Linked DNA regions of Homo sapiens: region 1 is linked to region 2. A link is an interaction called in ENCODE POLR2A ChIA-PET data of the cell type or tissue named here. Cell type or tissue: Panc1. All regions are shown on one strand. Each heading gives the region's core, and the rest is flanking DNA. Links, peaks and the distances in the headings are about the cores only. Region 1 overlaps SH3PXD2B (SH3 and PX domains 2B). Region 2 overlaps STK10 (serine/threonine kinase 10).

Region 1 (2,905 bases), core at 292-2,791, 320 kb before region 2:
CTTGCAGCCAAATAGGGTTGGGAAGAATTGTAGGCTCAAGTTCTGCAGATCCAGCATGGTCTGTACCCTAAGGTCACAGGGCACCAGAAACGTCATCCAGGTTAGAGGTGTGCCCTACAGCCCACTTCCCTGGGCGTTTCATGCATCCTCTTGCCTCCCACCGGAGGTGCAGGCAAGTCGGCAAGCAGCCCAGTTATCACACTGCCAAACAAGGAAGGCTAGAGGGACTGTGCCGTTCCCGCCGTGACACTCACGTCCTGCTTGCAAATTGTGCATCCTTTTTTCCTCGGAGAAAGAGCTGTGGTAGCGGGAATGTCAGGGGAGCAGTCTTGCTTTGCATGACTCAGTTTTCCCCTTCCTCTTGGCGATGAAGCCAGCTGTGGGTCCCTGCAGCTGCAGGAAAGGGAGCCACTGCCCCCCGAGCAGCCTGTTAGTCTGGTGGGTTCAACCAGGGAGTTGTGAGCACCCACAAGTGGCCAAAAGAGAAGACAGGTTTATTGAGAAGGCCATGTGGCTTCTGCAGGCAGGGCCTGGGTTCTAATTTGGTTCTGTCATTCACTCACTGTTGGCCCTGAGCCTTCTCTGGGCAGTAGGGGGCTTTGTTGGGGAGATCCAATGAGCTTTTATGCAGAATGCCTGAGGAGGGGTGCTGCTGGCCTGGGTAATGCCCAGAAGCCGAGGCTCTGTGGTCCCTATCCTAGAGCCCTTGTCGGGGGGGTCAGCTGGCCCCTGGGTGGAGCTGGCATCCTTTGCCCACTGACGTGACACGGGAACCAGCTGACATGACAGACTCAGGAGGCTCAGTGCCTCCAGCAGTGGGCCGGGGGCAGGGCTCGTGTGGCTGCCTCCTCCGGACTCTGCCTCTGCAGAAGCCTGCGGACCTGAGCTCCGCCACAAGCCATCGGCCTCTGCCCCATTCTCCAAACTGCAGGACTTTCTCCTCCCTTATTTGCTGGCCCAGATGCACACCTGCAGGCGGGCATGACTCTCAGCCCAGGGTCTTCTTCAGGTGGTAAAGGGAGGAGGGGCTGTGGGCAGAGCTCACCTGCCTGCTTCTGCAGCCCTGTCTCAGGCTTTCCCAGGGCTGAGGGTGGCCAGAGTTAGCAAATGAAAATGCAGAATGCCCAGTTCAATTTCGGTTTCAAATAAACATGCAATATTTGGGACATATTTATGAGAAACAATTATTTGTTGTTTATCCGAAATTCAGATTTTACTGGTCATCCTATTCTTTATCTGGCAAAGCTGCCAGAGCTACCACTTTGGAAAAACAGCAACCACCACCAAGAAGCCTTCATTATAAGGGCTGGGCATGGGAGTTCACGCCTGTAATCCCAGCATCTTGGGAGGCTGAGGCGAGAAGATCGCTTGAGCCCAGGAGTTCAATACCAGCCTGGGGAACATAGTGAGACCTCATCTCTACTAAAAATCCACAAAATTAGCTGGGTGTGATGATTCTCGCCTGCAATCCCAGCTACTTGAGAGGCTGAGGCAGGAAGATCGCTTGAGCCCAGGAGATGGAGGCTGCAGTGAGCCATGTTTGCGCCACTGCACTCCAGCCTGGGCGACAGAGATGACATGTGGATAGACAAAGCAGGGATTGAGACCTCAAGAAGGTCAGTGTCCTGACAGGCAGACAGGTGCCCTGGGCTTCTGGGGGACCTGGTCCTGGGGAAGGCAGCACTGCAGAGGTGACCTGAGGCCAGTCACAAAGCATGGGAGGGATGCTGCCAAGTGGGCAAGGGTGAAGGAGTTACAGGTAGAGAGAACAGGAGGGCAAAGAAATGGAAACCCTGGCACATGGCGTGTTTGAAAAAGCAGAAGAGGTTTGAATAATGGAGATGAAGCTCTGTGGGTAGAGGGGCCAGAAGGACCTGGGGGCTCCTGGCTGACCTGAGAACCACAGGAGAGAAGGCATGGTCCCCCCCCAGGAAGGCCATAGCTCCAGTACAGCACACGAAGGCTGAGGCCAGGGCTCGGGGCCAGAGGCAGTCACTGGAGTAGCGGGAGGAGCTGGTGCTCAGAAGCACTTCCCCAACTTGAGGGGTGGGTAGAAGAGCCCTTCATGGGTGAATCCAGGGAGCAGAGCACAGACAGACCCAGGAGCCCCTGTCCAAATGAGCCATGTGCAGACAGTGGAGATGGAGGGAGAGAGGGAAGGTTATTAGAGGGGACTCTGCAAGCCAGTAGTAATCCTGAAATTCCAGGGCAATTAAATAACTCCAAATTTGTTTTGTTCTCAAGATTCAATAGTAATTTTTTATTCTTAACAGTATAGAAGAGCTATCATTTGTCTAAGCGCTTACTATGTGCTCAAGGCTTTTCATGCTTTATGTCTTTGAATCCACATAGCAGCTCTGTGAGATAAGGAGTATTAGTCAGGATTCTGGGATTGCATGTGACAGAAACAGACCTGGCTAACTTAAGCCAAACAGAATGTATTGGAAAGGTGGGGCTGTCAGAATCAGGGGGAAAGCTCAGCACCCAGTCTTGGAAAGAACGTGGGCAGCTGGAGCCATCCAGGGAGTGGGAACTCCAGTAGGTATTAGGACATCACCAGGCAGGCAGCTGATCCATCCATTTTCAGACCTTTTAGCCACTCAAGAGTCCAGATCCAGGAGAGACTCTGACTGGCCCAGCCGGATTACCTGACCCTATGGGCCAGGTGTGAGTGGGATATTAAGATCGACGGTCCCACTGAAATCACTGGTAGTGAGAGGGATAGTTGTGGAAGGAGATTCAGGGCGCTGTTGCTGGGAGAAGGGGGCATGGAGCTTGGACAGGCAAAAACAATACATGTCTGCTACATGGATGCTGTTATTAGCCCATTTCACAAATGTGGAAACTGAGGCTTAGAAAGGTGAAGCAGTTTGCCAGGATCACTTTTGGCTCCCCTGCCTATCAC
Region 2 (2,905 bases), core at 219-2,718:
GGACTGGAAACGGGAAGAGTTTACTGCAAAGGTCACAGGGGAATCTTGGAGGATGGTGGATGGATTTTGTATCTAAATTGTGATGGGGGTTCCATGACTGAATATGTTTATCAAAATTTATAAAACTGTATACCTTAAAAAAGTGAATTTTTTATATATGTAAATTATACCTCAATAATCCTGACTTTAAAAAGTGTATCAGGCCGGGCATGGTTGGTCACACCTGTGATCCCAGCACTTAGGAAGGCTGCGGCGGGTGGATCACAAGGTCAGGAGTTGAAGACCAGCCTGGCCAAGATGGTGAAAGCCCATCTCTACTAAAAATACAAAAATTAGCCAGGTACAGTGGCAGGTGCCCATAATCCCAGCCACTCGGGAGGCTGAGAGGCAGGAGAATCGCTTGAACCCAGGTGGCAGAGGTTGCAGTGAGCCAAGATCACGCCACTGCATTCCAGCCTGGGTGACAGAGACGTCGTCTAAAAAAAAAAAAAAAAGTATATTAGCTAGGCATAGTGGCCCATGCCTGTAATCCCAACACTTTGGGAAACCAAGGTAGGAGATTGCTTGCAGCTAGGAGTCCAAGATTACCAGCTTGGACAACGTAGTAAGACTCTGTCTCCAAAAAACAAAAAATTATTTATTTATTTATTTATTTAGAGACAGAGTTTTGCTCTTGTTCCCCAGGCTGGAGTGCAACCACACCCGGCTAATTTTGTATTTTTAGTAGAGACGGGGTTTCTCCATGTTGATCAGGCTGGTCTTGAACTCCTAACCTCAGGTGATCTGCCCACCTCCACCTCCCGAAGTGCTGGGATTACAGGCGTGAGCCACCGCGCCCTGCCAAAAATTTTTTTTATAAACTAGCTGAGTGTGGTGGCACACACCGGTGGTTCCAGCTACTCAGGAGGCTGAGGTGGGAAGATTGCATGAGCCTGGGAGATCGAGGCTGCAGTGGGCCGTGATCCACTGCCCTCCAGCCTGAGCAACAGAGTGGGACCCTGTCTAAAACAAACAAACAAAAACAAACAAAAAATTAGGCTGGGCGCAGTGGCTCATGCATATAATCCCAGCACTTTGGGAGGCCGAGGCGGGTGGATCACCTGAGGTCAGGAGTTCAAGATCAGCTTGGCCAACATGGTGAAACCCCGTCTCTACTAATAGTACAAAAAAATTAGCCGGGCGTCGTGGCACATGCCTGTCATCCCAGCTACTCGGGAGGCTGAGGCAGGAGAATTGCTTGAACCTAGGAGGTGGAGGTTGCAGTGAGCCGAGACCACACCATTGCACTCCAGCCTGGGCAAGAGAGCAAGACTCCATCTCAAAAAAAAAAAAAAGGAAAGAAACCCAACAACAACAACAAAAAACAAAATTAAAGAGTATCTCCTTCCCACCTCACTGGGTTACTGCGAGGATTAAATGACAGTATGCACCGTGTCCTTATCCTCATGCCTGACACATTATAAGGGCTCCAAAAATGGTGGTGATTAGATCATAATTATCTTCATCATCATCATTAGTATTTTTGTCATTCCTATTTCATTTATATCAGTAAATTAGACATGAGCAAGACACATTTTTGCCATTAAAAAGATTGCGGCACATATTCCAGCCCTGGACTCATCTTAGAACCAACATAGCAATAATCCCCCTTTATTGCCTATTTTCCACACTGAGAACTGAACATGGCTGATGGCTGGAGCCCTGCCTATGTCGATTATAATCATCCCATTTCACAGACCAGGAAATGAAGGGCCAGAGAGCTTGGGCGACTTGCCAGTAACCACACAGCTAGTGAGAGGCAGCACCTGGGTACGGCCTCGGTCTGTGTGGTCCTGAAGCCCATGCAGGCTCTGATCCTGGCCCCTGGCTGGAGACACAGAGGTTCAGGATGAGGCCACAGGGACAGGGGGCAGGCAGCTTGCGGACTCCAGAGAGAAGGGTCCCTGGTCCAGGAGCCCTGGTCTGGGGCCTGGCTTCCCAGAGCAGGGCAGTTGGTACCTGCATTCCTGGTTGGCATGTCTATTATACCACTCCTGAGGGCCTGGCTGGGAGAGCTGAGCCTTGTGGATTCCTGTCCAGGCACCACTAGGCAAGCCGGACACAGCAGTGCTGTTGTAGGCAGAGGGAAGACTCGGAGCAGTGCCCTTTGGTGACCAGGCTTAGAAGCCGACAGCCTGGGAACCTGGCAGGCCAAGGGAGGTGGCTCCCCTGGTCACAGGGGTCTTGGGTAGCTACGTTGACTCAATCAGGACAGTCCTGTGGGACGCAGAGCACAAGGCTGTCACCTTGGAATCTTCTCACTCCCCTCCTCCCACCGCCTCCACATTCCGCCAGCTCCACCTCCCTAATCTGTCCATTGAGCAGCTTTCCTCCTCTCTGCTTTGGTGCCTATCTGGACCACTGTGATGACCTCCAGCTGAGCCCCTGCCCCTGCTGCCCAGCAAGCTCTTTGCTGTGCTAGAGGGAATTATTTGTTTATTTATTATTTATTTATTTATTTTTTGAGATGGAGTCTCGCTCTGTCGCCCAGGCTGGAGTGCAGTGGCGTGATCTCCGCTCACTGCAAGCTCTGCCTCCCGGGTTCACGCCATTCTCCTGCCTCAGCCTCCCGAGTAGCTGGGACTACAGGCGCCCGCCACTACGCCCGGCTAATTTTTTGTATTTTTAGTAGAGACGGGGTTTCACCGTTTTAGCCAGGATGGTCTCGATCTCCTGACCTCGTGATCCTCCCACCTCGGCCTCCCAAAATGCTGGGATTACAGGCGTGAGCCACCGCGCCTGGCCTATTTTGTTTATAATATAATAAATGCTACAAGCATAGCTGGGTCTCGCTATGTGGCCCAGGCTGGCCTTGAACTCCTGGCCTCAAGTGATTCTCCAACCTTTGCATCCTAAGTAGCTGGCA

What was found. Peaks named below come from ENCODE experiments on the same cell type or tissue, not always from the same donor. Only the 100,000 strongest peaks of a DNase experiment are listed, where the experiment ranks them.
Region 1: POLR2A ChIA-PET joins it to region 2 with 6 read pairs; 2 of 35 experiments call an interaction of 5 or more read pairs at or near these places.

What each region holds. Positions count from the first base shown.
Region 1 is chr5:172,443,909-172,446,813 of GRCh38, reverse strand. The region is part of intron 1 of SH3PXD2B (SH3 and PX domains 2B); the gene reads left to right. Among named protein-coding and RNA genes, the nearest start is that of SH3PXD2B, 9.2 kb to the left of the region's middle. RefSeq lists a silencer at 175-469. In Panc1, for the core only: no CTCF peak of the experiment used is centred there; no DNase peak of the experiment used is centred there; H3K27ac peaks cover 948 bases.
Region 2 is chr5:172,119,462-172,122,366 of GRCh38, reverse strand. All of the region lies in intron 3 of STK10 (serine/threonine kinase 10), which reads left to right. Among named protein-coding and RNA genes, the nearest start is that of STK10, 67 kb to the left of the region's middle. In Panc1, for the core only: no CTCF peak of the experiment used is centred there; no DNase peak of the experiment used is centred there.